Linked DNA regions of Homo sapiens: region 2 is linked to region 1. Evidence: chromatin loops called from intact Hi-C (ENCODE). Cell type or tissue: heart right ventricle. All regions are shown on one strand. Links, peaks and the distances in the headings refer to the core of each region. The heading gives the core; the rest is flanking DNA.

Region 1 (16,375 bases), core at 2,714-10,713:
AAAAGACGGATCCATTCATATCACCTCCTTGCTTCAGAACCTTCTGTGATTCCTGATGTCTAATAGAATAAAGCCTAGATGTGTTATCCTGGCATTCAAGACAATTCATGTTTTGATATCAACCTAACTTTCCTGTCTCAAGTTCTGCCAATCTCAGTGATGCACTCCTGTCACCACTAACTACTTACTGTCCTTTGAGCCCTTTACTGTTCTTGCCCCTCTAGCCACCCATGCTTGTTGACTTGCTTCTTTATGGGAAAGCCCTCTTGTCTCATTTTCTGCTGCTATGTGACCTTACACTTTAAGACCCAGCTAAATTGTTACATTTGGGACATTTTTTCTGACCCTCCCTCTCAAAAGTTAATTGGATATGACCTTAACATGGTGCACATATTTCTGTAGAAGCTCATGTACATATCTCTCTCGAAGCAGGTATTCCTTCTTTGTGTTGCAGTTATGCATTTGTGGACATCTCTCTCTCTCCTTAATTAGAATCACCTTATACATCTCAAGAATAGGGACAATGTTATTCATTTTTATATACTCAGAGCCTATCAGGTTCCTCAGGTTTTCTTCTATAAATAAACATTATATAGTCCAGCATCATTATCCTTACGTCACAAAAGAGGGATCCATGCTCAGAGAGGTTAGCGAACTTGGCTGAGGTCATACAAGTCCTGAACCCTTGGCCACACTTCACAGTGTCAACTGTTCACCATCATGTCTACAGATTTAAGGTTTTCTAGGAGTGCTCCTTTATCATCTGATTGACTTTTTTTCACATAGTACACAATTGTAGGCATTCTGTTAGTTTGTTAGGGCCACCATAACAAAGCACCATAGACAGGATGACTTAATTAAAAGGTATTTATTTCCTCACAGTTCTGGAGGCTGGAAGTCCAAGATCAAAGTGTCCGAAGGTTATTTTTTTTTTCTGAGGCCTCTCTCCTTGGCTTATAGATGTAGATGGTCATTTTCTCCCTGTTTCCCCACATGGTCTTCCTCTTGTGTGTGTCTATGTCCTAATCTCTTCTTTTTATAAGGACACCAGTCACACTGTATTTAGGTCCACCTTAACAACCTCATTTTAACTTAATTATCTCCTTAAAGACTCTGTCTCCAAATACAGTCACATTCTGAGGTACTGGAGATTCAAACTTCAACAGATAAATTTTGGGGGCACGCAATTCAGCCCATAACAGATACCTCATTTATGCCAGGCATCACGGTAAATGCTAAACTGAGCAATCTTTGAGGCTGACCCTACCGATGTTCATAAAGTTGGTAACAAATCACGTACTATCATTTTCATTGACCCTTAAGTATTTATGGTAGGGGAGGGGGCACAATAGAAACTGCAGATACAGTTTTCTTGGAAATTAATTAACTGGAAAAATGATTTTTTCATCTCATTTTCCCTTTGGCACTGTCAGAATCTCCAACCACCCTGGAGTCCTTTGCTCCAGAGAGAGGTCAGAGAAGGTGCCCTGTTCTAATTGTCAGAAACCCCATATTAGAATGTCTTGACTGACAACGCCACAAGTATGCTTACCACCTCAGTATTTATGATTTTCCTTGTAATTCTTGCTCTGACTGCAAATGGTTAATATTGTAAAATCACCAAAGTAAGGGAAACTGCTAAAATTTACAGAGCAAATTAGGAGTGCAGCATGAATTGGAAATCTCTTTCCCTAAGTGCCTGAGTTCTTTCCTTAATGCTGTGAATCATGGAATAAAGGACTTTAGGTAAAAGGCTGGAAAGTTTTCTCTTCCTATAGTCAAAGGGGCCAAGATTTCTCATGCCTTCTGAAGGCAACATATCCTGTAAATGATGACAATACTGGTCACAGCCTTAATGCCCACATAAAAGAGCAATTGTGAGAGAGTCACCTTCCTCCAGTCGTCTCTTTAAGTCCCTTGCGTGTCTCGATCACTTTTAAATCACCACACTCTTTCTTCTCTGCGGCAACGGTGAACCCAGAAGGCCCAAACATCTAAAACATCTTCTCCCCAGGGCTTCTTCTAACTCAATAAGAAAGTTTAAAACTCCTGACAAAGTCTCCTGTCTTTTTCTCCCTTCATGTTCCCTCCAGCGTCTTCCGTTTCTATTTCCCTCTGTGATGTGAAGTATTACAGATTCAGAAATACAATGTTTTGTGAATACTGGAGAACTCAAAGACCAAAGAGGCAATGAGCAAACACACAACACACTATCTGAGACAATAAAGCACTAGACAAGGTTTAGAGGTGTGACCTTGCACAGCTGGGCTCAGGGTGCAAAAATCAGGCATAGGAAAGTTTTACCAGGGGGATCCAGGCATAAATAAGTGTCTTAGTCTATTTTGTGCTGATATTACAGAATACCTGAGAGTGGGTAATGTATAATGAACAGAAATTTATTTCGCTCATGGTTCTGGTGGCTGGAAAGTCCTAGATTGAGGGATTGCATCTGGTGGGGGCCTTCTTGATGCATCATAACATGGTGGAAAGCATCACATGGGCAAGAGAGAGGGGTCCAAACTTGCTTTTATAACACACCTACTCTTACAATAAGGAAGGCAGAGCCCTCAAGACCAAATTCCGTTTTAAAGGTTTTACCTTGCAACATTGTTGCATTGAGGATTAAGTTTCCAGCACAGAACTTTGAGGAGTACATACAAACCATAGCAATAAGTAAGACCTATAGTGTTTTAGAAATGTCCAGCCAATACCTGCATGCTTTACGACTGTCTCCATAGCTTTATTTTCCTTGGACTTTTTCATATACTTACAACTTATATGGAAACCTTCCGTTGCTTAATAAATGTCTCTACTTTATAAAACACTGTATTTCTGAGCCAGCTTTGTCATTTTTAGTTGTTTCGAGAAGTCCTTGACTATCCTTTCCTTTATTCTGCTTTCTCTATTAGTGGGACTACATTTCTTCCCTTCTTGTGGGAATGTCATAATTAGTTACTGGGCCTTCTAGTATCAGGTTAAGAGAAGATAGGGGGAGGGGATAACAATAGAGTTGGTAAACCCAGTGAGGGCTACTGGCAGGAGACTAACCTTCACAGAGTGAGATATATGTGTTTGCTTGTGGATTTTACTATTGAGTTGGTGCAAAAGTAATCAATGGTTTTTGCCATTGAAAGTAATGGCAGAAACCACAATTTTTTTGCACCAACCTAATATTTTGAAAAGTAATCTGGGACTACCAATATGAAACAAGTTTTGTATGAAGGAAACCACAACCCAGTGTTCAGAATCCTCCTAATTTCTTTATCTCCCTTCTTTTCCTGCGTACGAAGCTTTCCACCTCCCTCCACTCAGCTTGAGAAATGTCTGAAGTGGGAATAACTGGAAAGGACCACCTGTGGGAATTTAAAGGATCCAAGAGAAGGCTTAAGCCTTGTCTACTGCCATGTAGGTCAGAGGCAGGAGCAGCTTCAGGAAAGGGCATGGGGATAAGGGGGCAACAGGAGAAACAAAGGGACTGTCTTTGTTGTGCTTTCCTGCCTGGAACGTGTCCACATAGGAATTTCCAGAGAGTCTGGGCCCAGGGCTCCTGCCTGGTACAAAGCGATAGGCTGGCTTGACCAGAGGGAGAACCGCCCACATTTTTACATTTCCTTCCCTGCTCTTCCTCTCCTATCTGGTATGGTATAAATGGAAATCTTGAGTCATAAACTTCTTGTGTCTTCTCTGTAGTTCTGATCCCAGCTGGCTGCAAACCAGATGTTTGATCTTAAATAGGTAGTTTTTACCTCTCAGGGCTCCAGTTTCCTCATTTGTGAAATTGAGCTAACAATACTTACTTTGCAGGTTTGTCGTGAGGATTAAATTGAAAAGCCACAGGAAAGAACCTAAAAGCTTGTCTGGTATGCAGTAGGCACTCACTGTGTGTCTATTGTTGAGGGCAGAGATGGTTTTCCTCTCAATCCCTCCAGGCCACAGCATGTCAGACAGTTCCCTGTACAAAGCAGGTGCTGGACAAATGTTAAATAAAGTAGGTCATAAAGCTGTGCCTTTGAGGAACCATGGAGCTCCACATGTGGGTTTCTCTGTTCCCTGATGCTCTCTCTGCCCGACCCCACACACACCCTTCCCTCAGGCCACTGGGGAACAACAACTTTGAACTTAGCTGTGGTTTCATTACTCTATGCTTCTTCTATGAAGCTATGCTGAAATGCACATCTCCTTCTTTACTCAGTTCCACACACACCCTTTTAAATTCAGCTTGAATGTCCCTTCTTCTGGGAAGCTTTCCCTGACTCCTGCCACCCATTCAGGGTGTCCCTTTTCTGTGCTGCCACAGCACAAATGACACTTCACTGTCCTGGTCAAGGGAATTGTCTTTTTGCCCCATCGGCCCAAGGGCACTCCTTGTGCTCTGCTGAATGAACATCCCCAGGGCTAGAGCCAGGGCCGAAAACAGAGAGAGAACCTTAAAAAGGACCTTTCGTGACCAAATGCAGGGCCAAACGAATGAACGTGACAATGTGGCTCTTTAATAGTGATGGAGTTTGAGTCATAAGCTGAATCACATTTCAGCAGATTGGGCCATCAACACAGCCCAGTGGCCCTGGAGGACAAGAAGTCTGTGGCCACAGGAAGGTGGAGAAGTTTCTGAAAATGCATTCCTCCTCTCCTCACAAACACACACTATGCCAGAGTTATGCAGAAAAAGGAAATGTTCAACATGTTGCAAATGGAAGAAACTAGAGGAAACGATGTTCTCCATTCCACCCAATACTACCTCCCTTAGTACTATTTGTGGGAATAATGGATGTGGCACTGTCAGAGCCAGATGGATGCGTCCCTAAAGGACGTGCAAGCTTGGCTGTGGGTCCGCAAATCCCTCACTGTTGAGAACTACCCAGGGCATACGTTGCTTTGAGGAATCACTGCAAATGGAATGTTATGGACTATTACGATAATCAATTAATAATCAATTAGTTTAGTAATCTTCTCTTGTAGAAAACCTGCTTAAACAATGATGAATCATGCAAACTCACTCAGGGCTGAAAGATGATAGAGTGGAGGAAAAAGTAGCTTTGCGGTTTACACACACACACACACACACACACACACACACACACACACAAAGAAAGAAAGAAAGAAGGAAAGAAAAAAAAAACTTAGAAAACAAATCCCCAAGCTTGACTGTCTCTGGAAAATGAATTCCACAGGCACTGACTCCAAGATGTTTTATCGAATGTGCTTTAGACTTGTAGGTGATGCATTGTCCCTCAGAGTCATTAAAAGAAACCCAGATAGCTGTAACGCAGCTTAGCTTCCAAGAAGTGCAGACTGTCCACACTTGTACTTCCGCACAATATATGGTTATTGTTAGATGTGAACATCCCCACATGCTGCCTGGATGGGGGTCTCTTTGTCTTTTATTCAGATGTGGGATAAGGATGCTTTCAGCACAGCAAGATGACAGCCATGCCTCCCCACTCAGAGCAGCCTCACAGTCCAAGCACAAGACAGAAACGAAAAGTTCCTTTGTTTGTAAGGCAATGCCCATCTTTTGTCATTCAGGCCCCCAAAGCTAAGGTATGTGCGGATCATTTTAGAATAATTTCAGTACTTTCTAAAAGACACAATCTCTACTAATTTTTTGGTCAGGAATGATGTTAGGAAAGCTTTATAATCTATTGTTGTGGGCAGTATACACTGAAGGCATTTAGGGCTGTGCTAAGAAAAAAAAACGTGGGTTTGTATTTCACTGGAAACAGAATGGTCATTATCCAGAATCCAGATGACGGCTCCCTTTGTGACACTGCTTTGGGTGGGGGGCGGGGGTGGGGGGTCCAACAAAAACCCTGCCCTTTCTACAAAAGACACTGGCCGAGAAATCCTCAAGGGAATGCTACACTGACTTCTCAGACTTTGGGGAGGCAGCCTCAGGCATTTTGTGTTCAGGATGCTGAACCTCAGAGCAGGATCTCACTTCATTTTTTTGGCAGAGAGGGCAGGGAATGTTGATGACTGAAGATTTGCCCGAACGGAAGCCAACAGGGTGGCAAAGTTTATTGATCCCACTGCAACCCTGGCCCCCAGGGAGTGCCTGATTACATCTTAATGTTTTTCTAATGTATCTCAGCATCACAGCAGTAGACATTTCTTTGCAGAGAAACCGTGCAAGACGTTGTACATCCTGGGCGGGGAGGGTAATTCCTGTCCCCTGGAACCTCAGCTTCTTCTAGAGCATCTAAAGAGGAAGCCAATATTTTAAGACTCAGAGATACTTTTGAGTAGAACATTTTTATTTTCCATGCTTCCCTTTTCTCCTAACTGACCTGTCTATCCTCTGTGGTGTGTGGGCGTGGGTGATTGTGTACTAAAATGATGATGTGAGTGGTCTTTTCCATTCCTGTTATGAACAATTGTGGAGTAAATAATTTTCACCTCCTGCTCCCAAGAATTGTGTTTTCTCATTTGCAACATACTGATTAAAATGGTTGAACTGAATACATTTTTATATAAATGCACATTTTAAGGATTTATTTTAAGCCTGAGATTATCATTATTTTCTTTCATCACTCATTTCTGGTGACACTTAAACCAACAACTCTATGGAAGGGACCAGCAGATGTCACTGTAGTTCTGTTCATTCATCTCTTCTCTTGACGGGATTCAAGTTCTATCCTTTTGGGCACAGCCGATCACATTTCTTATTTAATCAAAGCATAATGCATCATAACATTTGTAATTTTGTGTTGTTATTGTTCGTTCATTGTGTGTGGAATCGGATACATATCTTTGCAAACAGAGATACAAACTATAAAGTAGCCCAGATACCCCCAGTGAGGTGTAGAAATCAAAGGCCCTGCTGGGGAGCCATGATAAGGCGTAGGGACAAAAGAGCAGTGAGGGGCATGTGCACAGTGACCCCCATTCCGATGGACAGCCTCAGGACTGAAGAAGGACACATTCTGTCCATTCTTATGAAGGGCTTTCAGGGAGAGGCAGCTGGGTGCCAATGCTGGGTACAAGGGAAGATCTCATGTCCAGGGATGGCGGAGACCTGCTCATTAGCAGGGAGGAGAACAAGAATTGGAAACCTGGTGATTCTTAAGGGATGAAGTTTCTGGGGTCCAGTGTTCTCTTCTCTGAATTTAAAAAATCACTGCAGAGTCGTGTGTAAAGAAAGATTCATGTGTTAATTTCGAGTCTTGGTTCAGTGGAAGGTACGGTATAGTGTCTGGGAAAGTCAGTGTTTGAGGAAGAGAGGCTGAGCACAAAATGAAGAAAGCAAGACTATCTGCTTGACTTTGCCTTCCACATAACAGAAAGAAAGTCAATGTTGAGTTAAAAAATCAGAAAGGGCTTTGTTTGGAAAGTAATCACATCTCTTCTGCTAAAGAGAAAACTCTTTTTTTTGGCCCTTACTTTTAGTAACTTTATGTATAACAGGTGAAGAACATGGATGAACCATGATATGTTACTTATTCACAGAGGCTGGCCTTATGCCAAGATCACTTAGGAATAAGTCAATGGAATCCTAGAGCCTGTGACAGGAGCTGTGCTAATGGGATGAGCCCTCTTAACAGAAGTCATCATACCCCCCTATTGCCAAATCATTCAGCTCCCCCATTAGCAAAAGCTGGGCTTTTATGAACTGATGTCCTTTCTAGATGGACACATTTGATGGAAGGTGTGTGTCTTGGATGAGGTCTTCCTGCTCACCCCATCAATCAGCATCTCCCACACATATATGCAGCTGCTGAGGAAGGGGTTGGATTATCCAATAATATAGCCAGTCCTAGTTCTACCTTACATGTTGCTATTTTGATTTAATTTTTCCAAGAAGTTTGAGCCAAAGTCATCTTTTGAAAACCAGATTCTCTGCTAGGCATTTTTCTTTCCCTTCCTCTCCTCCTCCTCCATCTTTGTAGTACTAGCCTGCAAAATGACTTCCAATGAATGATTTCTCATGCCTTTGTGTCATCTCCTTCTACACTGCATCAGGCTTGGTCTGTATTACCAGTGAAATATGGTGGAAACAATGGTGTAAATTTCTAAAGCTAGATCATAAAGGACATCATAGCTTCCACTTTTCTTCCTCTCGGTTCACTCATTCTGCGGGAAGTCAGCTGCCATGACATAAAGACACCCCAGCAGCATATGGAGAGGTCCATGTGAGAGGAACTGATGCCTCCTGCCAACAGCTATCACCGACTTTTCAGCCATGTGAATGAGCCATCTTGAAAGTGGTCCTTCAGCCCCAGTCAAGCCTTCAGATGACCATAGTTCCATCTGACATCTTGACTGCAACTTCATGAGAGACTCTGAGCTAAAACCATCCAGTTGAGCTGTTCCCAAGTCCCTGACCCCCTGAAACTGTGAGAGATTATAAAGATGTTTTTCTTGTTTTAGAGATCCAGGACTAGGGTGAAGTAAGCCAGGTACCTAGGGTACAAATTTAAGGAATCAATCATTCTCAAGGTGATGGACATGCAGGGTCACTAGCCTCACCTGTGTTTTAAGTCATTAAGTAATTTGTACTAAGCTATAGATAAGTGATACAGTCGGTCTTCTTCTCCTCTTCCTCCTCCTTCTTCTTCTTTCTTTGCCCCTTTGTTGTATTGCATTCATCTAGGCTCATTCTGACCTCCTAGAGTTTTGTCAATTATTTCTCTTCAGGCTTCCTGCTACCAGAAGCTGTGCTGTAACTAACCTCCTAGAGATACCTCATTTGATTTAGGGTCCAATAGTGTAGTCTTTTATGTTAACCAATTAATTTAGAAAACAAAAGAGCCACAACCATCATGCAGTCTCTACGTTTCTAGTATTGATACATACTAATGGCATCTTTATCAGGTGTTATCATATCAAGAAGATATTAATGCCTCTCTCCTACCACAAGTCGTGATAGTAGAGAACATTTTTCATGATGTGAAACAATGGGTTTGTGGTTTAGAACACAGCCTGGAGTCACTGGGGGGATGAAGTAATAGCTAAAGTTAATGTAGGTCAATAAGAACCAGAGGCTTTTCAGTAAAGACAGGGTGGCCAAAGACAAAGACTTTCATGAGAGGATCAAGGACAAACATCTAATTCAAAACCATAGAGCAGCTAATGTCAAATGCTTGCTCAAACTTTAGTTGAGCAGAGATTGATAGATGCTACTGCAAGACTAACATTTTCTGATCACTTCCAGAATGTGTCTACATACTCAACGATAATAAAATACACATTTTCAGCCCACTTTTTTTTTTCTGATTCCAAAAGATTCATGTGACTATAGAGCTGTAAATGAAAGCGGGCCATTTATTTTATTCTTTTGCCTTTTGGCAAGTTTGAAGTTCTTTCTACGCTTTTGTTAAAGATCATACTTCCAGCAAATCCAATGCAGTTCGGGAGCCCTTCTAGGTTCACCTACTCTACCAAGGTGGTAAGGAATCATCAACATCTTATTCAGTTGAATGATTACTCACACAATGTACCCTGGAAAAGTGTTTTTAACAAAGATATGCTCAGATGTGCTGAGAGTTGATGAAAATAAAATGAAGGGGACCAGCGTGCTCTTATTCCGCTTGAAAGATTTAGTACCACTGGTGTATTATTAAATCTGAAGACAAAGCAAACTCCTAGCAAACACTGAAAGGAACCAGTATTTAAGTATAATAATAAGTAATAATAATAGTAACAAGAAGAAGGAGAACAAGGTGAGTAAAGAACAATAGCACCAGCCACATCTATTGAGCATCAACCATCCAGGCACTGTCTTGTGTGCTTTGTATGGCTTTACCTATATAATGGTCACAACAACCCAGTGAAAGACCCCACTGCTACGTACCCTGAGAGAGGACACTGAGACACACACAGAAATAAGGTAATCAGAGATCAGACCTGCCAATAAGAGGTAGATTCAGGAAGGACTGTGATGTTTGAGGCTACCAATGAGACAGTTATTTTCTTTAGATGTTTTGTTATTTTCTCTTGATTCTATTGTTGAAGTTCTTGAATATAATCCCTTCTAAAGTGATGCCTTACTCAGCACTACTCAATGGCTGGCAGCAGCCATAACCATAAAGGCCAGAGTTGGGGAATTACAGAAGAACCCTTGATCAGGATGGGCAGAAGAAAGACAGCCCACCACAGAGATTCATTGGCAATAGCCTCAAGCAACATGCAACAGATAGCTTAGAGAACTTGATAATTAGCAGCGACAAAAAGATTGATTTGTCATCAGAGACTGATTTGTGAGGAAAGGACACAGTCAATGTTCTTTTTGACACCCATAGCTAAAGCCACCAGTCAAAGAGAGTCTTTGCATATGACAAAGAACATGGGGAAAAGGTCATCCTTTTAGTTTCTTCATGTATTTTAATAACAAATTCAGCATCAGCACCCCCACCACTAGAGTGTAAGCTCTTTGAAAGGCTGAACCATTTGATCTTCAGCACCAAACATAATATCTAGCACCCAATAGCCATTTAAATATATTGGCTTGATATTTGAGTGGGAAAAATAATAATATACTCACAGCCAATGAACCACAACTAACCCAAGATGGCCTATGGCCTCTAGGCTTTGGCACCAGAAAGGCCTCGGTTGAAATCTAGACTCTGCCACTTCCTGGATGTGCAACTGGAGAAATGACTGAACCATTCTAGACCTCAATTTTCTTACTTATTAAAAAAGGGGGTAATTGCAGTATATATTTCATGGACATATTTTGAAGGTGCAATTATGAAGAAATGATTGAGAACATGGACTTTGGAACAGACTGCATGGAATTGAATTCTTGCTCTGTCTCTTAATCAGACATATATAGGCCCAGGCAAATTATTTAACATTGCCATGGCTCAGTTTCCTTCTCTGTAAAACAGTGAAAATTATAATACCTACCTCATGGTTGTTGTGTTTGTTTTGGAGAAGCAATACCTCATGGGGTTTACGAGGAGTAAGCTAATGAATACAAAATGCATAGAAATATGTCTGGCACATAGTAAGTTCTATGTAAGTGTTCACTATGATAGTTAAGTCACAGGATGCTTTTAAAGCTCATGGCACAGTGCCCTGCACGCTGTAAATGCTCAATAAATTGTTGTAACTGCATATTTTACTCATAATAATTAACATTAGCTGAAAGGAGGGGGTTGTCTAATGTGAAACGAGAATGAATTGCAAATTGCTATACTGTTGCAACTTTAATAAAACTATTATCTATTTCCTGGGAGTGACACTGTAAATTAAACTATTCGCTCATCAAGTGGCTGTTTCCTGGGATTTTTCAAGTTTCTTTTAACATCCACCATTTCTTCTGGCTAATGTCACATGTTGACTTGTTAGAGATGATCATTTTAGTGATGATCAGTGTTGAACCTTAGACGCAGCACAAATACCCTCTATATTTTATGGGTCATATCTCTGAGACTTTAGCAATACTTATCTGGGGGACTCTTCCTTAAAGGCATACATTCTTATTTTATTGTGCCCATTTTTCTCAAAAGCAATTTTAGACTGCAAAGCCAATGCATGCAGAGGTATTGCAGAATTAGAGTGGTATGGCACATTTGGACCCTGCAGAGAAGCCTGTAGGACCAGAACTTTGTCTCTTCTTTTATAGGAAGAAGCAGTTTACCAGGTTCTTATTCTTATTCTCAATGGACCAGCTGGGCCAGGGCCGGTTTTCAATGCAGACTCTCTCTTTTGCTCTTGCTGTGTATCGGAAGGATTCCCCCCTGGTTGCTTGTCAGGTGCAGGCTCTTGGCAACCTGGAGCCAAGCTCAGTGGAAGCGCATGTTTCCAGCCACGGCATCGCCATTGACAGGAAGGGCTGGCATGTATCACTTTTCAGCATCCAACCAGGTGATTGCTTCCCCAAAGGTGGGAACAGGTGCTTCTCCAATCTCTCAACTGTGCCTCGTTTCCTCCAGTCAGGCTGTTTGGTGGGCTGCCCTTTAGTAAAATCCACTTAGATGGCACCTGGCCGGCATTTTATTTCACCTATGTGAGCTGGTCTTTGCATTGTAGAATATGTCACCAATCACGCCACTTTCTTGGAATAAACAAACAAACGTTTCACTTAAACTAGCCCATGTTATAGAAAGTCCATCATCATTAGAGGATTTTTTGTAAAAAAAAAAAAAAAAAAAAAGAATCGTGCTCAAAAATGCAATTTCTTTGGGGAGGGGAAGTATTTTAAAAGTCATTGCCAGCCATGGAGAACTTAATGTGAATTAACTATCAGGGTTAAGAGTGTGGGCTCTGGAGCCAGACCATCAAGATGTGGCCCTTCCTACCTATGTATTTGTTGAAGAAATGCCCAAGGGGACACCTGCTTCAGGAAGAACAGTGGGCTCTTGTTCAGCTTCCATTATTCTGCAGATACTCAGAAGCCAAATTTCCCCAGGATCATAAAACAGCACTGCCTTCATCCTGACTGCAGTCTGTACTGGCTTCTTGAATGAGGGGTCATCGAACAAGAGGGACGCACATGGGCCTTGCTCAAGGGGTAGTCAGAAGGGTTTACTTGATAAGCTCACCCTCTAGAAATCCAAACAGGGAGAGGCTAAGATCCTTAGCCTATAAGAGTTTTAGGAGAGAGAATGTGAGCGTTAACATTCTCTCCTTAAACAGGAGACTTTTATAATGGCCCCACAGGGTGACTGTTTGATTTGCCTGTTTGTTTCTGCTGGGTGGTTTGGAGAAGAGCTTTTCAAATGTAGGGGCCTTGTGCTGGTTTTTAGGGTTTGTAAGGCAGAGGGCTCCTGGGAAGACTGTGTTCCACTCTGCCATCCAGCTCTCGTGGAGGATAGCCCCAGGGACAGAGCACGGAGGCAACAGTCAAGCAAAGAGGAAGGTTGGTGTAGAGACAGGAGAAGGCTTAAGTTCCACAGCAAGAAAGGTGAGTTCAAGCTGGACCCCATAGCATAGGTTGGCACCCTGATTGTCACTTGCTTCTTCCTTTAGCTCCATGTTAGCGTTCAATTTGCCTAAGGATCAATCATTCTTAGCTGCCCAAGAGAGGAACTCATTGTTTCTTCAAGGAAATTCAGTAGACATAAAGAATATATATCTCTATGCACATACACATATGCACACATATATACACACATACATATATATATATATGAATACACATATTTATTTATAAAAAATACGTGTCATTGACAGAAGCCCTTTTATTTCCCAGGAAAATTGTATTTTAAAAGATTATTAGGTAATAAGAAGCCAGACTCATGGGTCTGGCTCTAGCTTGAGACATTTCAGGCATTAAAGCCTTAAGGAGGAACTATTTTATTTGCAGAGAAATTGCAAAAGAAGAGGGAAAAATATGAGTCTGTTTGGATGAATCCATTCTCTAGGAAGATAAAACGCAGACCAATACAAAGCTGTTGTGTTGAGCTGATCCCCTCTGCCAATTGATGTACATTGTTGTGGCCTTCCTAAGACCCTTCAAACAGCACCACAGAGGCTGCTGTCTCTTTTATCTGAAAGGCCAGCCTTGTGTGCAGCCGGCTGACCATGAAAAACTAAACATCCTTGACAGACAGTAAATTCCATTAAGGCAGGAACTATACCCATCCTTGAGCATAAATTCCAAATGTTTAGTTCAGAGCTCTGTGCCTCATGGTCACTTAATAAATATTTGCTGAGTTGTTGACATACTACTAGGAAGAGATGTGTCCATGAAAATAAGCATGCACAGCATTTATCTATGTAACCTTGGGCCCATTCATGAGCTTTTTGGATTACTGTTTCCTCATCTGTAAATAATATGGTGCTTAACATTTATTAGGTTCCAAACCTGTGCGAGGCATTGAGCTAAGCATTTTATAGTCATGATCTCATTGAATCCTTAAAACATACCTATAGAGTATAAACTATTATTATTTTACAGATGAGAAGACTCCAGCATAAAGAAACTCCAGGTCATTGAGTGGGTAATTAGTAGAGTGATGAGATGAAGGCAGGAGTCTGGCTCATGAGTTCATGATTTACCTGATACACTGCAACAGGGATAGCAAGGCCTCCTGTAACTAATTTTTTTATGTACCCAGTCAACATATTTCTGGGAAGTGCCTTCTTGGCTCCAGGGTTCCCCAGAGGCGTGAGGTGAATTCAGCAAGAGAAGGAGGGCAAAGGTTCTTGGGTTAGGAATGCTCTTGGCTGCAAGTAACAGAACATCTAACTGACTATGCCTAGCGGGCAGTAGGCTTTCCAGAAATGGTGGTCCTGCTGCTGCATCTTTGGGCATTAACCACCCTGAGAATCTTTGGCTGTCTGAACTGCACTTTCTTAGGCCTTTTCAGGGGCGGCAGCAATAGTGGTGAAAAGCAAGAAGTATGAGTCTCCTAGCTTTGGCGTGTGCTTTGAATCCTTGCTGAATCCACCAAGGCTGACCAGGTAAAGTCTTTTCTTCCCTCCCACCCTCATGAGAAATGCCTCCCTGTGGGTGGAAAACACAGACATCCTCTGAATGGTGAAGTCAGAGGAGCCCTGGCTCTTCTAATAATAACTTTTCATTTCCTGAAATGCCTGCAGCCCATTTCTGTGAAACCAGGCCAGGAGTAACTAACTAGAAGAGCAATGATTTGAGATTTTTTAAATTACTATTGGTGAAACCTCCTGATGGTTCCCTTCATTATTTAAAATTAATTTTTTTCAGGTTACCATGCAAAATAGGGACTGTGGTGATTGAATATTTGGCTGCTTGTAAGGACCTATGTTTTTCACTATTGCCTCTATTGTGTTCTATTGGGCTATATTCTGAAAGGAGGTTAAAATATCTCTGCTAGCCACCCCTTATACCCCATTTTTATGGCCAGTGATAATGTTCTCATTGAAGCCTCCATCACCCCATGGGCATCACAATAGCCTCCCACCTTATCTCTCCCCCTTTAATCTATTCTGCTCCCTACCACCGAATTAGTCTTTCTAAAATGCTGCTTTCCTTATGTCATTGCTTTGCTTATAAAACTTTGTGGCTCCTCTCTTCTTGATGAATAAACCCTAGACTGTTCAGCCAGGCATTCTGATCCTCCACTCTCAGTCCCTTCTTTCCCCCTCATTCCCCAGTGAGAGCTCATTCCTCCCACTAAGCAGATCCTCTGCCCTGAATACACCGTGCGTAGTTCTATTTTTGCTCCTCTGCACATCTCTTCACTTGGAGTTCTTTTCCCTTCCTCTCCCGCTCTCCTATTCAACCTATGGTTGAAAACTCTCTTCAACAGTGTAGAACTGTAGACTACTCTGGCCAGTCTTGATCTTCTTCAGCAATCTCTCTTTCTTACTCACAGATATTCTATAGTCCTTCTTGTCCTGGGACATTTTCATGGCCAGTGATGATTTAACATATGCTGAATGAACTTATTACTTGTATCTCCTGGACTACACTATATAATTTTCCCTGTTTCTTGGCCCCAGATTAATTGATGATGCTTGTCATAGTATTGTGAGTAACTACAGAGATAGTTTTTGAGTTAGACACACGATGGCAGACATTATTAATTGCCTATTCAGTCCCCTTCCTTACTGATGGAGTCTGACTTTATTCAGTGTAGCAGCATGCCCCACCTGGGTGGTTTAATCTCAAGCAAAAGCTAATTGCAATACTCATAAGTATTTCCTAGCTTCTTTTGCAGCTAGGAGTGGCCACACAACGTTGTAATGGTAAGTATGCTAAAGGTCTCTGGGAAGGGCTTTGTTTCCTGATAAAGGGCACAGTGTTTGAGGAGAATGTTATTGATGCTGAATATTTCACTCTACCTGCTTTGGTTGTGATTTGGATGTTTGGGGCCTATGCTAATCATTTTGCAACTATGAGGCAATGAGGCTGAGAATGAAAATTCAACACACTGCTCATGGTAAACAGAGAAACAGGAAAAACCTAGGTGCTCAGAGTCTTTGTTGAACCACTATGTCAACATGCAACCACCTCTCAATTTCCTGCATGTGAGATAATTAAGTGTCTTTAATACTTAAGCCATTGTTAGATAGATATTCTATTACTTGCAGCTGAAAGCATTCCTAACTTGTACTACCAACTTAATATTTCTAGAGCCTTGAAGAATGCATGAACATTATAAATCTAATCAAATGCTTTGAACCCACACAGGAGAAGATACTGTGATATTTTATAAAAAGTAATCTTCAAGAAATTAACATCATATGCATATACATCTAGGTATACTCTATTGGCAATGTAAATAAGCCTTTTCAATGACAATCTTAAAAATATTAAATCATAACCATAAGAATCTATTAGGTAATAGGTTAGCTGAGCAAGGGGAAACAAACAGTGTAGTAGAATGAATGCATTTAAAAAAAATTTTGAACTCACTTTTTTAAACACCAAATTCTTAGCTCTAAAAAAACTCACTAATACTTACACATTAATTTATTTTACTATTTGTTAGGGAAACCAGCATTC
Region 2 (16,375 bases), core at 5,643-13,642, 950 kb after region 1:
CCTGACGACCCCAAGGCTGTTTCTATAGGTCACACTTGCACTCCAGTCTTAAGCACACAGCTGACAGTGCCGCAGCCACACATTTGTGCCACATCAACGTCAAGTGGTGTCTGAGCAGGGCACTGTCATTGCTTGGACTGGCACAGGGTTTCCAACACTGTGTTGGTACAGCTTTGCTGCTAAGGCTTTACTCATTATTCCACCCCAGTCCTGATGCCCGCCAGAACCATGCATACCTAGTACCCATCGTCTCCTTTCCCTTCCTCCTGCCAAACATGTCCTTTCTTCCACCCAAAGGGTAAAAAGCAGTCCGGCCACCGTTTCTACCACTGAAGTCTAGGAACATGGACCCTCCTGTTTTTGTTTTGTTTTGCTTCAATAACCTCCATCTCTTATCTCTTCTCTCCTTTTTCATCCTGTTTTTCTTATACTTTATCCCTCCATTCTTCCTTCTTACATCACTGTACAAAACAGCATATTCTTTACAAACCTATTTTCAGTTTTTTTATATCAAGACATCATCTACTTCCTGGCGTATATTCCCTCTAATGAGTAAAGAAAGGTATCTCTTTGAACAAGCCATAGAAAATTTAAAAATCTACTTATACATAAGCAAAATGAGTTAAGTAAGGAGAAAAATAAAACGTCTTCCATTTAAGTCAAGGAAAGGATAAGAAATCATGTCATCAAGTATGACGATCATAACAGTAGTCCTCACCGATACAAGAAGCCACAGAAAATAAATGAGATGGTAAATTGGAAGGAGACAAAACTGCAATTATTTGTATATGATGTTATTATCTACCCAGAAATCTGAAAGAATCAACTGGAAAACTGTTTTGATTAATGTAAAAGATAAATAAGATCGCCAGATACAAGATCAATATACATAAACCACTAGCAGCTTCATTTATCAACAATGTCCCCTTAGAAAATGTAATGAACAAAGGCTTTTATCATGATAACAGAAAAATGCTTAAGTTTAGACCTAATCATAATATGCTAAAAGGCTCAATATTTTATATGTAAAAATTCTCCCCAATTAACCTGTATATTAAAAACAACCAGAATAAACTTAACACACTGATTGTAAAGTTTATATAAAAGAGAAAGGATTTGTAAATATCCAAGAAAATTTAGAGAAAAAATAGCAAACCGAACTTGTGCTAGCAAGTATTAGATATGTTATGTAGTTATACAAATTAAAATGATGTGGTATTTGGGAAGGAGTATGCTCCAGCTCAAAAAAATAGAGAGGAATAAATACAAAATATCTCATATATATGTGAATTTAACACATACAGTCAATCAAGTATTTTAAATCAGTGGAGAAATATATGCAATAAATGACTCTGGGGAAATTATGTCTTTACTTTGGAAGAAAACTTGATTCCTACATCACTCCATATACAAAAATAAATCTCAAGGCAATTCAAGAACTAAACACAAAAAATATAGAAATATAGTAGAGGAAAATATGGGAGAATTCTTTTATAATTTTGTGACTGCATATAGTCTGCACAAAGAAAAAGATGGACAGATTGGAAATAATTTTAAAATTCTTTAAGATAAAATACATCACTACCAAAGCTAAAAGGCAAGCAACTTGAAGAATACATTTGCAATAAATGTGTTTCAGACAATAGATGAGTTTTTATAATATACAAAGAGTTTTTATAAATCAATAATAAAGCAACCCAAGAGACAAAAAATGGACAAAGATATAGCTGATATTGATTGATAGGATCCTATTTGCCAGGCAGTATCTTAAGCACTTTTTATCTATTAACTCTATTAATTTGCATAGTAATTCTTTTGATCAGATACTATTATCATCTCCATTTACAGACAAGAAAATTGAGACAAAGAGAAATTTAGGAACTTGTCCAGAGTTATCAGTTAGTAAATGCTATAGTCAGGATTCAGATTTTTAAATTCTGATGCCAGAGACCAATTCAATGAAAAAGAAAACAAATAGCTAACAAACTTAAGAAAAGCAGTTCAACATTAGGAACTATCAGAGAAATGCAAACACTAAAACACAATAAGATACTTTTACCTACCAGTCATTGTTTTTTTTTTAAGTGGATTTATAAGACTAACATTACCAAGAGTGTTGGGAAACGTTTTGTCATCAGTTATTGGGGGTGTCCCTTGGTATAGAATTTTTAGAGGGCAATTTAACAATATCCATCAAACTTAAAAAAAACTTATGCTTTGACTCAGAAACTTCATTTCTATCTCATAGAAATATTTGGACACGTGCCCAGAGATGTGCAAAGTGAAAAACTGAAAATAGCTTATATGTCCATCAATAAGGGGATGGTTAACAAAAATGATTATACATCCAATCATAAATTGTATGTAGTGTAGCAGTTAAAAAGAGTGAGTTATATCTATAGGAACTAAATGGAAAGACATCTAAGATACATCATTAAGTGTAAAAAGCAAGTCATAAGATATTATGTGTAATCTGATATCATATACAAACATGTCCACATTAATATTCATTTATTCACTCAACAACAACAAAATTAGCACCTACTACCTGCTAGGAACTGTTCTAGTCAGTAGAGATAGAGTAGTGGGCCAAGTAGACAAAGTCTCTCTTTCCTGGAGTTCACATTCTATTGGGCAGGCTGACAATAAACAAACAAGCAAACCAATAAAAGACCAAAATAATTTAAATGGTGTGTTAGTTTTGCATTATTGTCAGAACAAATTATTGCATACTTAGCAGCTTAAACAACACAAATTTATCTCCCAATTCTGTAGGTCAAACGTTCAATCCGAGTTTTGCCCAGAAAGGGCTGCATTCCCTGCAGGCTCTAGGGAAAGATGTGTTTCCTTGCTCTTTCAAGTTGTTGCAGAATTTGGTTCCTTGTGGTTATAGGACTGTGGTCCCTGTTTCCTTGCTGGCTGTCAGCCAAGAACCATTCCCAGTTTCTAGAGGCCACCTGCATCCTTTGGCCTGGTGTCCCCCTGCCTCCATCTTCAAAGCCAGCAGTGGCAAATCAAGTCCTTGTCATGCTCTGAATCTCTTGCCCTTCTCTCTGACTCAGCCAGGAAAGGTTCACCACTTCTAAGGCCTTGTGTGATTAGATTGGACCCACCAGGATAATCCAGGATTATCTCCCTTCCTTTGGGTTCATGCTTTTACTTGTATCACATTTGGTCCCCTTTGTCACAGAAGAGAACATATTCATCCACAGGTTTCAGGGATTAGGGCGTGGACATCTTTGTAGAGAAGGGAGCTTTATTCTGCCTACTACTGATGGTAATAAATGCCAGGAGGAAAACCAAAATAGTGAAAGGCAAAAGGTGATAATGAGGGCAGCTCATTTACATTGTGTCATCAGAGAGGCCCTCCCTGAGGAAGTAAAATGGGTGACCAGCAAGTGACCACTGGGACAGAGCAATCCAGGCATGTATTTAAATATACAGAAAAAGGCATGGAAAGCTACATATTAAACTATTCACATGCTGCCTCTGGAGAGAAGAACACAATTCAAGAGTGGGAAAAGATAAAAGCTTTATCCTATATCCTTCTATTTGTTTGGAAGTTTTACTTGTGTAATTTTTTAAATTATGCTTATAAAGAGTTAGAAAAAGAAAAGGGAAATATACTTTGGGGTTAAAGCAAAGAAAGTTTAAGATTTAGGTACTAGTGAAAGTTAATATATTCTAAATTCTGACACACACAGTAAGAAAATAAAAATAAAACGTTGTCTTGGATTCTACAAAAGAATCTGTTCTAGAGGGCAGCAATAGATCGATACCCTCCTCTTCTGAGTCTTTAAGGAGAATACACTTGCCAATTAGACATTTTTACACGTCAGCAACCTTGGAAACTTCTCCTGGCTATAACCTCTTTATTTTGCTTCGAACTCCTAACTTGGTACTCATTTGCTGAGCTCTTACCCTGGATAGCTCACATTGTTTCATGTGGTTTTCCAAGGAGGACACTAAAAGCTTCTCTGAGAATGCAGGCAGGCAAAAGAAAAGTTATTTGAATGGGCTCTGCAGTGTAGCAATCTGTCACAGCAAAGGGGTGAGTCTTGCCGGAATGCATTTCTGCTACTCAAGACACAAACAAGGGAGAGATCACAGAAGGATACACGGAAGTGCCTGTCGGGGAGCTGAAGCGAGTGGCTTCAGGGAGACAAGACAGAAGACCAAAGGGCTCTCCCAGGACACAGGAAAGCAAAACTTTGAGCAATTTAGTATCAAGACTCCGGGATACAACTGCAGCAAATAGGCTTTGTGTGTTTGTGTGAGAGAGAGTGTGTGTGTGCGCACGTGTGTGTGCTCACCCATGCATGTGATACTCAAAATTACAACTCCTTCGGAGCAAAGATATGACACTAAAAGCAGTGAGAAGCAAACAATAGCTACGGCTATAAATTAAGGAGTTCCTATTTCTGTACTAATCACATAGATTTGTTTTTGCAGACAGCCTGCCTATCAAAGATAGGGATTCTCTGAGTAACATGTTTGCAACAGTCTAGTAAATTTTTCTATTTGAATGTCTCTTCATCACCTAAAGAGTGACAAATCCAAAACCGAACACATCATTGTCTGCTCACAAATATTTTCTCCTCCCAGCCATTCTTCCTGCCTGAGATAGTGACACCCTCTTTTTCTCCATCACTCAGGCTTGAGAACTTGGAGTCATTCTTACCTCATCCTTCACCTTCAACTAGTCATCCCCCTCCAATCCTTTTTGGAAGTAGGTAAAACGTAAATCACATACAAATAAAAACAGTATTTAATCAGCATATAGTCTATGTAAACCTCTCCATCTTTGTTCCCACTTTCACCCCTGGTCAAGGATCTTATCCCAGAAGTATTTATCTGAAGTATTTCCTCAGGAGGCCCCTCCACCCACTGCCTGTCATTTCAGTCCAAACCTTCCATATCTCACTAGCTGGTGAACACAAACACAGCCACATTATCATCCCGTGAGCAAATAGTGTTTCCGAGGGCCTTTTAGGTTTGTCTGAGGTTCAAAGGCAGGAAGTCGAAGTCTCCCAAAGCCCCCCTTCCTCACTTTCTGAGGCCTTGGCTGGCTTAAATATGCCCACACATGGCCCCCAGCCTTCACTCCTGGCCCTACACAGCCCAGGGGCCTGGCAGCTCCTTCCTCTCAAGAGTGAACTACAAAAGCCTGGGTGCAACACCTAGAGGTCCAGAGACTCTGTGAACACAGGGAGGCAGATCTGGCAGAACCTCCTTCCTCCGTGGGTTTCTTCCATGTGGGAGTCCTGAGGCCCTCATCCTTAGCCTGGCTGGCATGTCTAGTTTCCTCTCACTGCCTTTCCTTTCCAAGAGGTGGCAAAGCAGGACTGAGAGCTGACCAGCTGTCCTCTGCAGCTCAGAGACAAAATGAAGTGTGAAACCAAACAAAACCACACTCATCCACAGCAGAGCAAGAGCAACTCAGGCTTGTGTTGTCTGTGTCCATGCAGCAAGCCCAGACTTTTGCTCCCAGCCCTAACAGAGAGAAAAGGAAAGAAGTGGGGGTGGGAGGGGGTGGGATCAGCAGTGCCCAGATGCACAGTTCTGTCTACACACAAAAAATCATATTCCCAAATGAAGCTTTACCTCTTCATTTGTTTCTTCTTGCAACAAGTGTTTTTTGAGCACCTACTATGTGCCAAGCATGGGACAGACTGACAGAAGCCTGCTGGAGCAGAAGCTCTGGTGTGGAAAATAGACAGTTTTTAAAAATCAAGAAAAATAAGCAAGGTTGTTTCAGGTAGTGATGAGTCAGAGAGGAAATGAAGCAAGGTGCTGGGATGGAGAGCGCAGGGCCTGCTTAGGTAAGGCAGTCCTGAAGGCCCGTCTCAGTGGTGACATTGGGGCTGAGCATCAGCTGAACGGAGAAGAGGCTGCCCAGACTGTGCTCCAAGTCAGTGGCAAGCTGACAGTTTTCCCCAATAAAATTGGGTGGACACATAGCCTCGCATTTGTATTAGTTTGCTAGGGACGCCATAACAAAGTAATACTAATAGTTGCTTAAAAGACACAAATGTGTTTTCGCCCAGTTTTGGAGGCCAGAAATCCAAAATCAAGGTGTCAGTAGGGCCCTGCTCTCTCTGAAGACACTGGGGAAGGATCTGCTCTCGCCTCTCTTCCAGCTCTGACAGTTTCTTGGCTTAGAACAACATAACTCCAGTGTCCACATGGCATTCTCCCTGTGTGCATGTCTGTGTCCCAATTTCCCCCGTTTATAAGGACACCAGTCATATTGGATTAGGGGCCACCCTGTTGTAGTATGACTCACCTGAACTAACTGTATCTGCAACAACTCGATTTCCAAATAAGGTCACATTCTGCAGTACAGGGGAGGGAGAAGTGTGGATTTCAACAAATAAATCTCAGGGGATGCAATTCAACCCCTAACAACATTTCTGTAATAAAGGGGTCCATCCAGGATGGGTGGAGGACCAGCTTTACCCACAATGATCCAACCTGCTCGTTCAGAGAAGGCTGAGCTTTCCACTCTGTCTCCCCCACATCACAGAGCACAGCACATAATAAATGAATGAATACTTGTTGATGGTTGATTAATGATACATTTTACTCTAAAATTTAAAAAGCTTGTGTTATCATGTTGAGATAGTTTGGGATTTGTTTGTGTGCCAGCAACAGTTCCCGTGCTTAGTAGCTAGGAAAGGTTTAAATCATTTTTGGGTCTGATATGATTAGTTAACTGTTCCCAGAGACCATGTGGAAAAAAATAGCTGGCATCCAACGCTGACCCAGCCCCCTTTGTCTCCCTCCTGGGTCCCAGAGGCAGCAGAGCTGATGAGCTCAGACGAGGTTGGCAGAGGTCACATTTGTTGAAGATCCGCGAAGAGATACCGGTGAAAGTGCGGCAGCAGAATGCAGCCATCCAGGCCTCCAGGCAGCTCAGCCCCCTCGCCCAGCCTGGGGACACACAGCTGCCCGCTCCAACCTCAGAGGGGCAAATTCCCCGACATCAGAGAAGCCGCCCTGGGCCACTAAACGGAAACCTGGCTAGCGAGGAAGCAGCTGGTCTTGGCAAACAAAAAATAATGCCCCAGGCAAAAACAAAGTAAAAGGGAGCCTGGAAAAGCTTCATTCTGAGGAGCCACTCCCTCCCTAACCCAATTTTTAAATCCAATATAAAATTCTAAGGCTATTCAGAAAACACCGTGGCAAATTCCTTCAGTCTAAATTCTCTGTGATGAGAAATTCCTAGAAGGCTTTTCCTTTCCTTTCAAAACACTGGACAATTTTCTCCAACAGTATATCTCACATTGTGGCCAGCCATCTTGTTATCTGTTACTCTTTTTGAATGTAACACAGAGAACCACAAGATCTTGTGGAATTTCATTTCTGTGTTACATAGCATTGCATTTTGAAGTAGTGTTTATTGTTTTCCTTTTATTTTTATCTCATGAAATAAACTATTCATGACAAGCTACTTTTCATTGTTAAAATTATATTTATGTATGCACATATAAATATAGCAATCTCTTATGAAATATATGTTTAATTGATTTATTAGTTTCCCACTGTGCTTAAGAACTCATGAACCTGAAATTAGCTGTGCATAATGGTTCTTCTGATAAGAACAGCGACTCTGCAGATACAAATGAAACAAAGCAAGGTGAAATTTTCAGAGAAAGATCTAGTCAAGCTGTTTAGAGGTCTAAAGCACACATTTTGTCATTCTTACTGATGACAATAATAATAGCTGAAATTGATTATTGAGTACATACTATGTGATAGGCAGTGTGCTATGCCTTTTGTACCTACCTTAATTTAAATCCTTTCAACTCCATTGACAATGATTGCTTAGAATCACTATGTGATTTAACCATCATCACAGCTAGTAATTGGGAAGAGTTGGGATTCAGACCCTAGCTCATCTAACTCTAAACCCCAGGCTTAGTTCAATATACTACATGGATTAAAATAGGGACAAACACCATTAAAACATTAATCAAAGCTTGAAAGCTATAGGCAAATATCACTGGTATATTCTTTTAGAAAGTTGATTTATAACAATAACGCTGTAAAAAAAAGATAGGCAAATTCCAAAGGGTAAACTGAGGCATGTGGCTTTTTAGAACTTACTTTGAAATACAACTGTGGATATATGAAATATCATTTTCACTCTTTTGAAGGTAAGTTCTGGAAGCACTGGAGACTTATAATGATAAAAATTACATGATAACCTTTTATGCAACAGGCTTATTGAACACAACATTAGGTGAGTGATGCTATTCTAACAAGAACTAGTCATGCTGGGCTAAATTTTCCAAGAATGCAATTTAAGCCCACAGTAAGGTGTATTATAAAATGAATGGGATACCGTGGTTCAAACACAGCCCTCCGAATGGTCCATCTGTGGACCTTATCTCACCAATTCTCATTAAACAGTGATTTCATTTCTCTCCATCATCACAAGCTCCACTCCTGGGCAGTGTTCAGCTGCCTGGCTGGTCTCACGACACATGCAAATATGAATTAAAGGCGACCGCACCACAAGACTGAGGAGAGTTCAGTAATACCCTTCCCAGTGTGAAGCACAGGGCCCCAGCCATCACAGATGGGAAAAAGAAATTGGTGGTCCCAGCAGGCCCTCTTTTTATTACCCCCTGAGGCCTCATTTGGAGCATGACTGTCACACACATGCACATGCGCACACACACACACGCACATATACACATGTACATACACATATCTAAACCACTCTACCTCCTCTTTCCATCCCAAGCACCTGTAAGGTTAAAGATGTGTTTGGACTCTACAAAAATAAAATCCCAAACCTTTACAGATACCTTGTCACAGACTCTCACTGCTCCTCGGTGATACTTGTAAAAGGAGTTATGTTTTCCTTATTATCTATATGGGGAAAGTGGAGTGTGAAATGTAAACATCTGTTTAGAGCTAGAAGGAGAGTCAAAGCCAGAATACGGGAGTGGAATTCTTCTGTCCTCTGACCTCCTACAACATGGAGTTTTTGTAACTTTCCTACAGCCCTCATTCTTTATCACAACATGATAAAGTTTCTTGTACATTCGTCTTTTCTCCCTTATGGTACAATAAGCCCTTCAGGGTGGAGAACTATTTCTGGTTCTCACCATATCTAGCAAGGTGCTCTCCAAGATTAACTGTGCAAACTCCACATACGTTTATGGATTGTAACAAGAGGGCAAACAAGATACTAACAGTTCTTGTTAGCTGGATGGAGTGGGGGAGCACTGGCAATTGTGGCAATGGTTGAGCATTAATGGGTTTCCTTTACGATATACACATTTTCCACCAAATCTTCTCACTGCTGGTCACCATGAACGGAAGACAGAAAGCACATGAGTGAAAGAGAGAAAATATACACCATGGTGATTTCTAAAGCAGCTAGTGAAGGCTGAAGTAAGGGTGAGTGTGCAAGATAGCCATTGGAAGTACTCACCCATTCAGTTCTGGGTGCCCTGTAGCCCTACCAACCAATTACAAAATATATATATTTTATATATATATTTTTTAATATATTATATATTTTATATATATTATATATTTTATATTTTATATATTTTTATATATATTATATATATATTCAGCTTGAAGGAAATCTCCTGCAAGTCACGTGTCTACTGGCTGAGATTAGTCTGACTGTGGCCCAGACAGAGGTCCAAACCAGTCCTGAACTACACAAGGCACAGCCTAGGGCTACCCATGCTTCTCATTCTGTTAAAGACCTGGACTGCAAGTCTCAAAGGCCAGCCATGTAGTGAGTCATCTGCACTTTCCAGCCCAGCCAAGCCTTGGATGGCCAGAGCCTGAGCCAAGATTACAGGCAGCAAAACTGCCCAGAGCTCTAACAATCCACAGAATCCTAATAATAAAGTGGTAGTTGTTTTTAAGACACTAACTTATGGCGTGCTTTGTTATATAGCAATAGGTAATGAGAATAGGTCATGGATTATTTGTTACATAGAATAGATAATGAGACTGATGCCTAAATAAAACAAGATTTGGGGAGGAGGACAGGGTGTTATGGGGAGGGGTGAGTGTATTTTGCACGTGGAGGGACATGAATTATTGGCAGCAGGGTGCAAACTAAGGTAATCACTCTTCAAAGATGCCCCCGCCCCCCGCAGTGAATCACGCCTCCTGTCATTCATGAGTAATATATAGTCCCTTTCCACAGAGAACGTGCGATCCAGAGAATGTGACAGAATCACTTGGAATGGCTTCCAAAGTTATGTCATAAGCAACCTTGAAGATTTTGTTCTGGGGGAAGCTGTCTAGTGTGTCACAGTCCAACTACCCTGTGACAACATGCTAAGGACAGACCCATGGAAAGAGAAAAATGTCTGGTCTGCCCTCCTCCAAGCCAGCCTTCAGCTGCAGTGCCAAACATGGGGGTGAAGAAGCCACTTGAGTCTCCTGCCTTCAACTGATTCCAGCCTCAGCTGTGTCTAACTTCAATCACATGAGACACTCCTGGCAAGAATCTTTCAGCTGAGTCCAGTCAATCCACAGAATTTGGAGAGATGATATTAAGTTGTTTTTAAGCCAATAAGTTTTGGGTTTGTTTACTACGCAGCAAAAGGTATTTGTTCAAAATATTAGGTATGTACAATGTGAATATCTCAAACCTTCTGGTTCTTTTGCATGCAAATATTTTCTGCTTTCAGCAAATGCAAAATTTGGTATGTCCTCTATATGATCAAAATGTCAACAGATCATTCCTATCCAGGTTCAGAGACCAAAAAAAAAAAAAAGTAAAGAGAAATCATTAGGCCTTGGACTTCAAGTGCCCACTTACAAGAAATTTCCCCTAGAAACCTTCTGGACTATAAACCCAGCAAATTAAAGAAGTCCCTAAATTATGTAAAAGACTATGCTGTATTGGAAAGTTGAACCAAAGGAGCAGCTGTGGAAGAACAGTTGCTAGGTTGTGTAAGGAAAAATAGTGGGCTCGGGAGCCATAGCCAGCAGTGCAGGGAATGGGGTCATGCGCCCCCATGTGGCAGCAGAACTGCCTCCCCAGCCAGGCCTTGGTTCTGTCCAGATTGCTGTCTATCTGTCTGTTACTCAGATGCAGATGCCCTCTCTCGTGGCACCCACTTATCCCCAATTTTCTCAGACATTTCTGATCTCAGACATGCACATCCATCCTAGAATTTCTTACCATATGAGATATCATTCTGTAGCTTTGTATGGAGGCATTGTGTAGGCTCTGAAGAGAGATTGACCTGATTTTGAAACCCTGCTCTGTCCCTTACTAGCTGTGAGACATGGGTAAGTTATTTCACCTCTCTGAGCCTCAGTTTCCCCATTGATAAAATGAGGATAATAATGGTGCCTATATGATGGGAATACTGAGACTATTTCATGCACAAAGAGCCTCAAATATTGAACACACTCAATGCTATGGTCTGAATGCTGGTGGTCCCCAAAATTCATATGTTGAAACCTACTCTCCAATGTGGTAGTATTAAAGGAGGGGACCGTTGGGACGTGATTAGGTCATGCTGGTTCCACTCTCATGAATGGGATTAGTGCTTCGATGCGACAGGCCTGAGGGACACAGAAAGGTAAATATCGCACATCTTCACTCATATGTGGAAGGTAAATAAGTTGATTCACAGTAGAGAGTAGAATAGTGGTTACTAGAGGCTGGGAAGGGTAGGGGAAGGCAGGGATAGGGAGAAGTTGGGTAATGGATACAAAATTACAGCTAGATAGAAGGAATGAGTTCTAGCATTCTATAGCACTGTAGGGTGACTATAGTTAACAACAATTTACTCTATATTTTCAAATAGCTGGAAGAGAGAATTTTGAATCTCCCCAGTAAGAAGAAATGATACTATTTTAGGTGATGGATAAGCTTATTACCCTAATTTGATCACTATGCAGTGCATACAAGTATTGAAATATCACACTGTAACCAATATATTTGTATAATTATGTGTCAACCAAAAATTTTTAACTGTGAAAAAAAAGAGGCCTGAGGGAGCTTGTTGGCCCCTTTCCCCATGTGAGGATACAGCTAGAATCATCATCTGTGAGAAGTGGGCCCTCACCAGACACGGAATGTACCAGCGCCTTGATCTTGGACTTCCCAGCTTCCAGAACTGTGAGCAATAAATTTCTGTTGTTTATAAATTACCCAAGCTAAGCCATTTTGTTATCGCAGTCCAAATAACCTAAGACAATTAGGTATTATCTTATTCTTTAGAAATAATGTATATTTTCCTCTCTCTTCCTCCTCCTAGGAGTTGCACATACTAAACAAATATTGCTGGAAGACACCGAGGCCCCTTTCAGCCTAATTCCCCACAGGATTGTTAGCCTGTGCCTTGGGAAGATGTAATTATTTTGCAGATAATTCATCCCAAGGGCAGAACCACTAAAGACATCTTCCCCGCCTCACCCCACCCCAGCCCTCCCTCAGCGTCCTGAGAGGTAGTGAGAAGCCAGAGAGCAAGGGAACAAGAAGCGAGCTCCTGAGCATAGTGAACCAAGGAGGAGATGAAGGACACAGGAAAGGCCCCCAGGAGGGATGGGGGAGAAGGGGATGGGAAGAAGGGAGGAGGAAGTCCCTCTGCCTATGGTGAGGGTGCTGGACCAGGGCCCACACTTCTGAGATAAACAGTGGGAGGCTTAGGCGTGGAACAGAACAGAAAAACCACTCACTTCTCAAGCCCTCCTTGAGGGCTCCACAATGGTTTGGAATACATTACTTAAATCTCAAACACAAGACATCTTGGGTCTTAGAGTGGGCGCTTGGCTAGCTAACAGCAAGACCTCTGCAGCCTGGGATATTGGGCTACAGCACAAGGGCATACTGTTATGTTTTCCACACCGTGTAAGTACAAATCAGAAAAAGTCATTTCCAGACCATACATCCTAATTTGCAAGGGTGAGCAGAAATATGCTTTGTGACCTTTTTTGCCCCAGTGAAGTCAAGCGTCTCCGATGAACATCCTTCTATAGCCTCGTGGTGCCTGGCTAAAGCAGGCGGCACTGCCCCAGGCCAGCCATGCTTGGGGAACCACCCCTGAACGCCCTGGGAACTCTGCAGAAGCTGTTGGGCAAAAGCTCCCACCTGGTTGTCACCCTTTGCTGGTCACTGCTGCCTTGCATACGTTCTATGGCTTTGCTCTGCTCCCCCGGGACCTGCAGATTTCTGGTTTACACCCAGATTGGCTGGATGTATTCAGCCTTTTTCTAGGCAATTTTCTCCTGCCTGTGCCATGACAATACCCATTCTCCTTTGCCTCCCTAAGCAGCTAGACCCTCACTAGCAAAAAAAGCATAGGGAAAAGCTGTTACACTGAAGTTCCTCCCATTGGGACAGTGATTTGGAATCGCCAAGGATTTTCACATTTTCTTTCATTTGATTCTCTCAACAGGTGTTGTTAGCTTTTTTTTTTTAGATGAGGAAACTAAGGCAAAGAAAGGTCGAATGACTTGTCCAAGGACATTCATATTGTCCAAGGTCATAGCCGGCAAGTAGCAGAGTAGGACTCAGGCTATAACTGCTGGAGACCAATGTCTAGATGAGCCACAAACTCCCTCACCCTCCTTTCCACTGGTGCTGCCACTGCCGAGGTTCAGTACATCCTCCTGTCTTGCCAGGGCAATCAATCAGCATGGTGTCCTCACCGTCTCCTGCAGTATCCCCTGACAATTGCCTGCCAGGACATTCTCCAATTACAGTTATATTATTTCTTTACTTAAAAACTTAGAAGCAGTGACACAGCAGCAACAATCACACCCAGTGACCAGATATTGGTTTTTAAATACCATTCTTCAATATATGCAACCAAGCCTCTCTGGAGAAATGGCTGATTCCAGGGCTGAGACAGGGAAGATACAACATACACAATATGAGCCTGGAGCATCTTGCAATGCCAGAAGGTAAGGAAGTGCACAAAACACACTCAGAGACACCACAGCCACAATGACAAGGGCAGGTCAAAATGACACAGGAGACAACCTCAAAGAATTCCCAATGGCCAGAGCAAGAATGATTGAAGAAACAAAATAATTAACACTAGCATTGGTTATAACCCAAAGGATATCCAAAGAATTAAATGAGTATCTGTGAGTCCATACTGATATAAATAAATGACTGAATAAATAAATAAGTGAAGAAGAAAGGACAAATATTCCTTACAGAAGAATTCCAAATAATAAATGTAAAAGGAATAATAAAGAGGAAAATCACTATTAGGACACCACAGTAATGATTGCTTCAGGCAAGATTCACTGATGAATACTAAAATTAGGAGGTGAAATATTAAGAAGAAACAAGATATCTGCATAGCCTCAAATTATCTCCTCTATAATATTTATTAATTACTGTGGTTGTTTTAACATATGTCCACCAATTATTTGATACTCCTCTCTCCAGGAAGTGGAGCTTAACACCCCTCCCTTTGAGTGTGGGCTGAATTTAGTGACTTCTAAAAAACAGAGTAAGAAAAGGGAAAAAGAATATCATCGTAGCCGGGTGTGTTGTCTCACACCTGTAATCCCAGCACTTTGGGGGGCCAAGATAGGCAAATCCTTGAGTCCAGGAGTTCGTGACCAGCCTGGACAACATGGCGAAATTCTGTCTCTACAAAATATAGCAAAAATTAGCTGGGCATGGTGGTGCACACCTGTAGTGCCAGTTACTCAGGAGGCTGAGGGAAGAGGATCACTTGAGCTCCGGAGGTCGAGGCTGCAGTGAGCCATGATTGGTCCACTATGCTCCAGCCTGTGTGACAGAGTGAGACCCCCATCTCTCTCTCTCTCTCTCTCTCTCTCTCTCTCACACACACACACACACACACACACACAAACCAGAGTAACATTGTGGTAGAGAAATTTGACAGACATCACCTTAACCAGTGGTCATGGTTCATGTCTCCAGTAATAAGTTGTGTTAATTTCACGTATCCCCTGATACCATGCACTGACAGGGCAATTCACCTCTGTGGCATTCTTCCCCCAAATCCATAAGCCTGGGCTAATCATGACACAATATCAGATGAACCCAAATTGAGGGACATGTTACAAATACCTGACCCAGACTCCTCAAGAGTGTCAAAGTCATGGATAAGAAAAGATTGAGGAATGGCCACAGATTGGAGAAGAGTAAGGAGATGGGACAGTTAATGCAATGTGAGATTCTGAATTTGATCCTGTAACAGGAAAAGGGCATTCTTGGGGAAACTGACAAAATGTGAATAAAATCTTTAGTTTAAAAACAAACAGGGCCAGGCCCGGTGGCTCACGCCTATAATCCCAGCACTTTGGGAGGGCGAGGCGGGCAGATGACGAGGTCAGGAGATCAAGACCAACCTGGCTAACACATATTTAAAAACCAATATCTGGTCACTGGGTTTACTTGTTCCTAACCCCATCTCTACTAGAAATACAAAAAAATTAGCTGGGCGTGGTGGCACGCCTGTAGTCCCAGCTACTTGGGAGGCTGAGGCAGAAGAATTGCTTGAACCTAGGGGGCAGAGGTTGCAGTGAGCCAGGATCACCCCACAGCACTCCAGCCTGGGCAACAGAGCAAGCTCCATCTCAAAAAAAAAAAAAAAAACAACTTCCAATGTCTAAACAACAAAGTACAGACTCCTGAGTAGGGCACACAAGACCCTTCTGAGTGTGACCCGAAACCCCCTCAGCCCCTCTTACCACCTCCTGCATTGTGCTTTCCTCCCCAGCCATTCCACACCAAAGGAGGGCCAGGAAACCCCCATCGATCATATCATCTTGTCTCTTACTCTTTCCATATCTCATCCCTCCCACTGGCATGGCTTCTGCCCTCTTCTCCACATGCCTACTCACTTGTTTACCTGATCATTATCTTTATAAGGCTCAGTCTGAGAATTGCTTCCTCAATGAATATTACTTTGACCATCCTCATATCCCAGTGGCCAGTCTTCCTCCCTTCCTGTCTCCCTCTCTTTCATTGACATGGGGAATCTCATACCTACTTTCATCAGCATCTATAACATTTTAGTGCATTTCTGTAAGTGACTGTCTTCCTTGTCTAGGTAATAAAATTCTTGAGGAAAGTTGATCTCATTCATCTTTTATAGCTTCAGAATTTAGCACACTGAATGAATTAATGAATGAACAAATGAATGAATAATGAATGAACAAATAATGAGCAAACTCACACTAGGAATTTATTGGCTAGAAATTCATAGATGTGTAAATTCATCTCAGCTCTGTAGACATGTTTGAAGAAAACTTTTGCTCAAAAAATTTCAAAATGCTTTGTGGGAACACATGCATCAATTCTATAAACACACCTTGAGCTCAGCAGAAATACTGACAAAGAGCCAAGCCTGCCTCAAAGAAGCAAGCCTCACAGAGGGCCGAG

What was found. Peaks named below come from ENCODE experiments on the same cell type or tissue, not always from the same donor. Only the 100,000 strongest peaks of a DNase experiment are listed, where the experiment ranks them.
Region 2: a loop joins it to region 1, with 5 times the contacts of the local background. A loop is called at or near these places in 56 of 110 quality-filtered maps.

The regions. Positions count from the first base shown.
Region 1 is chr18:24,871,909-24,888,283 of GRCh38, forward strand. No RefSeq gene overlaps it. Among named protein-coding and RNA genes, the nearest start is that of LINC01894, 110 kb to the right of the region's middle. In heart right ventricle, for the core only: a CTCF peak has its summit at 6,567 (motif pointing right); no DNase peak of the experiment used is centred there.
Region 2 is chr18:25,821,211-25,837,585 of GRCh38, forward strand. No RefSeq gene overlaps it. Among named protein-coding and RNA genes, the nearest start is that of SS18, 260 kb to the right of the region's middle. RefSeq lists enhancers at 6,387-6,888, 6,889-7,388. In heart right ventricle, for the core only: a CTCF peak has its summit at 10,999 (motif pointing left); DNase peaks (open chromatin) are centred at 9,781 and 11,011; H3K27ac peaks cover 585 bases.